Regions from separate parts of the Homo sapiens genome. Here region 2 is linked to region 1. The links are chromatin contacts, found by Hi-C or POLR2A ChIA-PET in ENCODE. All regions are on one chromosome and are shown on one strand. The core of a region is the stretch at or near the end of the contact, and the rest is flanking DNA. Distances in the headings are between cores, read along the strand shown.

Region 1 (3,910 bases), core at 957-3,456:
CTAGAGGCGTGAGCTACCGTGCCCAGCCAAGGCATAGTTATTCTTGACAAGGAGGTAGAATAGGTTTCCAACCATGAAACATCTTCCATGGACCATCTGGAACTGTTTTTCATTTTCTTTCAAGAGAATCCTTCTTACAGTAGAGAGGAAGTTTACAGTTACATAAAATCTCCACTAACATTCCTCCTCCCCAGTCCCAACCTTCTGCCTAAGCAGATAGGAACTAACACCAAGAGCAGCAATTATCAGCCATCCCATACAGTGCTGCTTGGTTTCTCTACAAACACTTTTCGTAAGACCACAGTGGGGTCTTTCCCCGGCCCGCCATCACCAGTGAAGGGGGACAGCACATGCCTCTCGGAACTGCAAGGCAGGATTTGGCCTGGGATCCAACTTTCTGCTTTAAAAATGGCCACATGAACAAGGTCACCATCCAGAGAGGGGACTTCAGAAGAACAAGGAAGGCATGTGAAGCTGTGCCTGGCGCTGCCAAACCCACCCTGCATGCTGGCGAGAGGACTGGTTGATGGCAGCTAACCACAGTAAGGAGGAGTCCATGTGGCTGTCCAAGGAGTGTCCAGCCTGTTGAGGCACTGCCAGGCCCTGTGGACTGTAAGCCAAGGATGTGCTTTCTGTTCTCACTAACTTTAAATTCTAGAGATATCCTGACAGAGGGGCAGAAGCAAGACATTTCCTGCGCTTGTCAAAGCTACATAAAAGTAGCCAGGTTTGGTGGCTCACACCTATAATCCTAGCACTTTGGAAGGCTGAGATGGGAGGATCGCTTGAGCCCAGGAGTTTCAGACCGGCCTGGGCAACATAGTGAGACCCCGTCTATACTAAAAATAAGATAAAAAAAATAGCTGGGTATGGTGGTATGTGCCTGTAGTCCCAGCTACTCAGGAGGCTGAGGTGGGAGGACTGCTTAAGCCCAGGAGATCAAGTCTGTAGTGAGCTGTGACTGTGCTACTGCATTCCAGCCTGGGCAACAAAGAGAGACTCTATAAAAATAAAACAAAACAATAAAAGCTACATAAAAGCAAAACAACTTTTTTTTTTTTTTTTTTGAGGCAGAGTCTTGCTCTGTCGCCCAGGCTAGACTGCAGTGGCACGATCTTGGCTCATTGCAATCTCTGCCTCTCGGGTTCAAGCAATTCTCCTGCCTCAGCCTCCTGAGTAGCTGGAATTACAGGCGCCCGCCACCAGGCCTGGCTAATTTTTGTATTTTTCTTACAGACAGGGTTTCACCATGTTGGCCAGGCTGGTCTCGAACTCCTGACCTTGTGATCCACATACCTCAGCCTCCCAAAGTGCTGGGATTACAGGCGTGAGCCACTGCGCCCGGCTGACTTGATTCTTATGGTGGTAAAATTGGCCCATTTGGGTTCTACCCCACTTAAGGCTTGCCCTCTTCTGCCCCACTGGGCCAGTGGTTTTGGGGAAGAAGGTATCCAGTACCTTGATCAGAGGCGATGTCTAGCCTCCTCTGCCCTTTGGAGAGCTGGTAGCAAGGCACTGAGGAATTACTGCTTTGCAGGTGGGAGAGGGTGAGATGGGTAGGAAGTGCATGGCAGAGCTGGGAAGCTGGCTCCTCAGAACTGGGAAGTTGAAAGAAGCAGAGCCAGCTCTTGAGTAGAACTTAGGGGTGTGTATATGTGTGTGTGCGTATGTGTGTGTGTGTGTATGTGTGTCGGGGGAATTACTGGGAAGGGTAGTGTGTGATGCTGAATATGCCCTCCCACCCCCAAATATCCACATCCTAATCCCTGGAACCTGTGAATGTTACCGTACGTGGCAAAAAGGCCTGCAGATGGGATTATGTAAGGCTGCTGAGATGGGGAGATTATCCTGGATTATCCAGGTGGACCCTAGATACAATCACAAGTATTCTTTTAAAAGAGAGGCAGAGGGAGATCTGACACAGACAGGAGGAGGAGGAGGAGGCAGTGTGATCCTGGAGGCACAGATCAGGGTGAAGCAGTCACAAACCAAGGAGTGCCGGCAGCTCCCAGAGGCCGGAGGGGTGGAGGAGTGGATTCTCCCTGAGAGCCTCCAGAGGGAACAGGCCCTGCCCAACGCCCTCGTTCTGGCCCAGTGAAATGAATGTGGACTGCTGGCCTTAATAACTGTGAGAAAAAAACATGTCTGTGGTTTAAAGCCACCAAATCTGTGGTAATTTGTTACAGCGGCAATAGGAAACTGACATAGATCGGTAGATGGTGTCCTCGGATGAGACTTCTGGTTTACTTCCTGTAGGCATTAGATGGTGGGACTCCTAAGTGAGAAGAACAAGTGTTGCACATCATTACATGCAATGTGCAGGAGCAGTATCAAAATTCTGCATGTGCGCGTGCACACACACACACAGCCCAACCCACCCCTCACTTGGATCTGAATCTGTGTCTGTTGTTAACTAGCTTGTACTTCAACAGGGAGCTGTGAATTGAGCAGGAGGATCATGAGACAAGCTGCCCCAGGTAGTCTGGCAGGGTCTCAGAAGGCATCACAGAACATAGCAGAGGCTATAGCAGGAAGCAGGTGAGGTGTCCCTCCAGAGACGTGAGCTGCCTGGACAGAGAGGAGGGAAGAAACCCACCAGAAAAGGGGCGGGTGGGGAGGGCAGGACCTGTTTTGCAGTTGTAAGTTTCTCCCTTAAGAAGAATACAGAGTAAGGGATGCTAGACCCTTTTCTGTTTCATCTGAAAACACTTTCCACAGGGGTAAACTCTATAATCGTGTGTGTGTGTGTCTCTAATGCAGGGGCAATGAGCTGCTGGGTGTGCTTTGTGGATGTGGCCAGGATGGGCTCAGGGGGTGCTGCTTTCAGGTGGGTGAGACTCACATGGACATATGTGGGTGGGCAGGTGCCTTTTGCTTAAGGAATGGCATCAGGCCCAGGATGCTAATGTGTTTCTATGGGCTGTCTGAGAGAAGACAGGGAAGGGGCACAGGCGGTGAGAGATTTCCCGGATGAGACATGAACACTCCTCTCCACGATCATGGCTGCCTTCCAAGAGGCTCTCCAGGGACAGCGCTCCTCACCGTGGGGGAGGCCCCGTGCTGACTCCCAACGCGTAAACAAACACGGGGAGCCAGGCAGTCTTCCCACTGTACCTGGGCTCCACAACCTCAAAGGCTCCCAGCTGTATCTCCACTTGAACAATAGCGTTTTAAACTCCTTGGTTCATTACCAGTCTGCATCACCTATTCAGCATTCACAAGGTATACAGCACTAGAGGAGGTTTCGTGGAGCTCTGTGGTAAAAGTAGATGGCAGAGTCTCAGTTCTCCAGGGACAATGAGACAAATATAAATTAAAAAACATAGGTGACAGTTATCTAAGGCATGTGACACCAAGGACAGGCAAGGAGCCCGATCTGTGTTCATCGAGCCGCTCCATTACACTCTGTCTGTGGTCTTGGGAAAATCACAGAACCTCTCTAAGCCTTTTTGTCCATCTATAAAATAGGCTTAATACATTTAAAAATGGCTTAGAAGATTTTGAGAATTAAATGAGATAATGTACGTGAAAGCCCTTTAAAACTATAATAATTGCATCTCAACAAATGCTGTAATGTAGAACATAGGGAAATATTTTAAAATTACATGATGAGAAGAGAAAAAATTACAGACTAAGTGCTAGTCTAATTCCAAGAATATAATAATTTCATTGTGGTGCATCAGGACACTCTGGGACAAGAATGAAAGACATCATTCAAGACAAAAGAAAGGCTTAGTGCAGTAGCTCACGCCTGTAATCCCTGCACTTTGGGAGGCCGAGGTGGGAGGATCACTTGAGTCCAGGAGTTTGAGATCAGCCTGGGCTACATGGTGAAACCCCATCACTATATGAAATGCAAAAATCAGCCAGGTGTGGTGGTGCATGCCTGTAGTCCCAGCTACTTGGGAGG
Region 2 (3,910 bases), core at 485-2,984, 2.5 Mb after region 1:
CCCAGCCTGACTTTAAACGTCCAGTTTTGACCTCTGGTAAATTAAGGCAATGACAGTGGGAATGAAGAAAAGCCACACATCAAACAGTACTCCAACAAAATCAACAGGGTTTAGCACATTTAAAGATGTGAGCATAAAAAGAATGAACAAGGCCGGGCGCGGTGGCTCACACCTGTAAACCCAGCACTTTGGGAGGCCAAGGCAGGTGGACCATGAGGTCAAGAGATCGAGACCATCCTCGCCAACATGGTGAAACACTGTCTCTACTAAAAATACAAAAATTAGCTGGGCGTGGTGGCACGTACCTGTAGTCCCAGCAACTCAGGAGGCTAAGGCAGGAGAATCGCTTGAACCAGGAAGGCAGAGGTTGCAGTGAGCTAAGATCACACCACTGCACTGCAGCCTGGGTGACAGAGCAAGATTCCTCTCAGAAGAAAAAAAAAAGAGTTGATGAGAGGATCAGAGTTGAGAAAGTACAGTACAGGCTCTTGCTCATTCTACCCTTACTGAGAACCTACTATGTGCAACGTACCATGGATACAATTCTAGCAAAGCAGACCCTGATTCTCAATACATACTATGATTGGAGTAAATACCAGGTTCTCCTGAGTACTCAACCCTGGTAAGTAAGAAGAGGCTTCATGGAAGAGGTGACTTCTAGGCTGAAACCAGTTGGCCAGATTAAGCTTGGGGAAGGTGTGTAAAAGAACGCTTACATATGCTAAGGTCTGAGGTGAAAGAGAACGTGGGCAATTTGTTGGAATTATAAGGAGCAGAAACGTAATTTGGAGGGTGACGACTACCTAGAGATATCATAGTCTGATTAGGTGAAGGACTCAAAAGTTTGGCGATGAAAAGCAGGAGGGAGATAGAGTAGTAGCCTAGTAGAATTAGAGATGAGGGAGGTTCTTCCTATTAATTCAGAAAGGAATATGGGAACAAACTCACTGATAAGACAGTGTTCTCCACAACTCAATATTTAGTTATTAGGAAGGCAACCAAATGCCTTCACTTCTTTTCCTTTAACAATGGCTTAGTTTGACTAAAGTGTTTCTCACAAGATACACACAAAAAAACAAAATACAAGAGCAAATGACGGATAAAGCTGTAAACCTAACGTTTTACTTTTCTAAGATTTATATAATCAGTGATTTAATTGGACCTAACTCCACATCCAGAACTCAAATGAAAGAAAACTTCTGGCCGGGGGCCGTGGCTCATGCCTATAATTCCAGCACTTTGGGAGGCTGAGGAGGGTGGATCACCTGAGCTTGGGAGTTCGAAACCAGACTGACCAACACAGCAAAACCCTGTCTCTACTAAAAATACAAAATTAGCCGGGCATGGTGGCGCACATCTATAATCCCAGCTACTTGGGAGGCTGAGGCAGGAGAATCACTTGAACCCGGGAGGTGAAGGTTGCAGTGAGCCGAGATCACACCATTGCACTCCAGCTTGGGCAACAAGAGTGAAACTCCGTCTCAAAAAAAAAAAAAAAAAAAAAAAAAAAAAAAACCTGACTCACTTCTGAAGACAGGATTTTCCCAGTTTCTAATGCAGCTTCATCTAGCTAATGAAACTTAAGAAAACAGTTTGAGGTTACCTGATTTTGCCAGTTTCAAAACATTGCCACGACAGAAAGCAAGCTGTCTCTAGTTCCTGTGGCTGAGGTCGCTGGAGCCATGTTCAGATGAGATCATCTCAGGAACCAAGAGCAGCGGCTTTCATGTGAAGTGAATGGTGCCGCCTGGGGATGTATCTTTGGTAAGCAAGATTGCAACACAGCAGGGAGTTTACCCAGGGCAGTGCTGACTCACGCTGGGCAAAATTTGTACTTCCCAAACAACTCAGCCTGAACCAACCGCAGTCAACTGCAACCTAGGAAAGAAGAGGCAGCTCACTGATTGTTTTAAATCAAGTGCTGATTACTGGGGGCAGGTAAACCTCATTCCCCCACTACTGGTAACTTGGCCACCTCCAGAGCCCTTACCCAAAAAGTTCCAGTGGCCAGTTTCTAAAATTTCATCTGAGAACAGGCTGGGGCTGGGGCCAGCAAGATTACTGAACATAGCAGGTTCACAGCTCTGAAGATTTCCCCAGGAGGCTGATAAATAAGTCACTTTGCATTTACAAATTAGAACATCTGGGTCAGTGGACTCAGGGAACTTGCCCAGTCATCATTAGCCAGTCAAATCATTAGGGTGAATTTTTGTCAGTTCTAACCAGGCTCATTGTTCTTTTTTCCCACTAGGCCTCCTCTGACCTCTCTATTTCTTCAGACAACTCAAGTTCTCTCATTAAGATAGATGCACTGGAATTTTTTTTTTTTAATCAGCTGCCACATTCTCTATGCTAAAGCCAAATCATTTACCATCACACCTACTGGATGCATAGGGAATACAGAAGACTATGAAAATCACCTTAACACTTGCTCTGAAAAGAGACATCCCTAAATTTATGTCAATTCTCATTTATTAGCCTGCTTATTTAAAAAATCAATCTAGAATGACTGGCTCATCAACAGCTATTAATTACTGAATTTGCCCTGACAGGCTAGAATTGACATTGGTGTTATACAAAAAAAAAAAAAAAAGATCAAGTCCTTGCTTTTTGTGTGCTTTAATTTGACAAGAGAGAAACTAAAGTTCCTATTAGATCCTTCTGTTTCCTGCTTAAAATGTATGACAGTTCCCCAAGGCCATCAGCTATTTCTTAGCAGGGCATTTGAGGCCTCTGCACCCAGCTTCGTTCATCCTTTAAGGTAGGTCTCACATGGCATGAACTCTGGATGTAGCTGCCAACTCAGCTTGTCATTCAATAATGTTAGGTTAATTAAAATGTACGTGCAGACAGAATTTGAGTTTAAAAACTATACTACTTAATTTTCTATTCAAGGGGCTAGTTTTAAAAAGTTATTTATCCAACTCACTTAATTCTCCTTAATTACATTATTCCAGTAGGATAGCCACGCTGAGCTTTGATAAGGTATTATAAAATGTTCCCTGTTTTATTTCCTCCCCTTCAGTGTTTTCCTTTCAGAAAATGGCTTTGTTTAAAGAAGTTTCCCTATAGTACATGTTAATTAGTCCTTTCTGAATGATAAACACATCTTTATAGCAGCTGACAACCATTATCTCTTCAACCACACTTTAAAAAAAATTTCTGTAGTTGATGATAAGTTACAAATTCTAGTATGAAACAACTCTCAAGGTACAGACAAATATGGAACCTCCTTCAGAAAAAAAAAAAATGATTAGAAAAGCTCCTGACCTGTTCTGTATTTGCGAACTTTAAATAAGAGGGCCGGGCACAGCGGTTCACGCCTATAATTGCAGCACTTTGGAAGGCCGAGGTGGGCGGATCACCTGAGGTCGGGAGTTCAAGACTAGCCTAACCAACATGGAGAAACCCCCATCTCTACTAAAAATACAAAATTAGCCAGGTGTGGTGGCACATGCCTGTAATCCCAGCTACTCGGGAGGCTGAGGCAGGAGAATCGCTTGAACCCGGGAGGCAGAGGTTGCAGTCAGCCAAGATTGTGCCATTGCACTCCAGCCTGGGCAACAACAGAGCAAAACTTCGTCTCAAAAAAAAAAAAAAAAAAAGAAAGAGAAAATCCAGACAGTACTATGCCCAGGAGACAGATACGAACTATATAAAGAGCAGCCTGAAGGCCAAAGGCATGGAACTCCTAAGTTGACTAAGAGAAACACCATTGAGCAAGTGAACAGAGCTGCTGCAGCTTATCATTCCCCTCTTTGGGACTCTGATACAGTTTTAACCAACTGCCCCAAATTATAGCCACACTCCATCCTAGTTCTTCCTTTTAAAGTGGAAAGGTTGAGGATTACATTTTAGAGCTTAAAAAGGTACTCGTTTGAACTAGTGGTTTCAGGCACTTGAGGATTTA

Evidence for each region. Hi-C counts contacts between places; a loop is a spot of excess contacts on that map. ChIA-PET counts read pairs that join two places held with the same protein, here RNA polymerase II (POLR2A). Pooled maps may share reads with other maps.
Region 2: a loop to region 1 is called in a map with no recorded cell type, with 8 times the contacts of the local background. The contact joins the promoter of RFFL here to the enhancer-like site in region 1. A Hi-C loop is called at or near these places in 1 of 168 maps with a recorded cell type or tissue (naive thymus-derived CD4-positive, alpha-beta T cell), 5 of 37 single-sample maps with no recorded cell type and 8 of 50 pooled maps. POLR2A ChIA-PET finds 5 or more read pairs at or near these places in 1 of 52 experiments (activated naive CD4-positive, alpha-beta T cell).

What each region holds. Positions count from the first base shown.
Region 1 is chr17:32,526,790-32,530,699 of GRCh38, forward strand. The region is part of intron 21 of MYO1D (myosin ID); the gene reads right to left. Among named protein-coding and RNA genes, the nearest start is that of CDK5R1, 42 kb to the left of the region's middle. Within about 2 kb of position 2,207, at least 2 of the 41 ENCODE cell types and tissues checked have a DNase peak (open chromatin) inside an H3K27ac peak, as active enhancers do.
Region 2 is chr17:35,061,973-35,065,882 of GRCh38, forward strand. It overlaps RFFL (ring finger and FYVE like domain containing E3 ubiquitin protein ligase), which reads right to left and starts at 1,735. Exons shown (of 7, transcript NM_001017368.2): 1 at 1,604-1,735. All of the region lies in intron 5 of RAD51L3-RFFL (RAD51L3-RFFL readthrough), which reads right to left. RefSeq lists enhancers at 1,286-2,485, 1,572-2,367, 1,817-1,916 and a silencer at 1,507-1,576.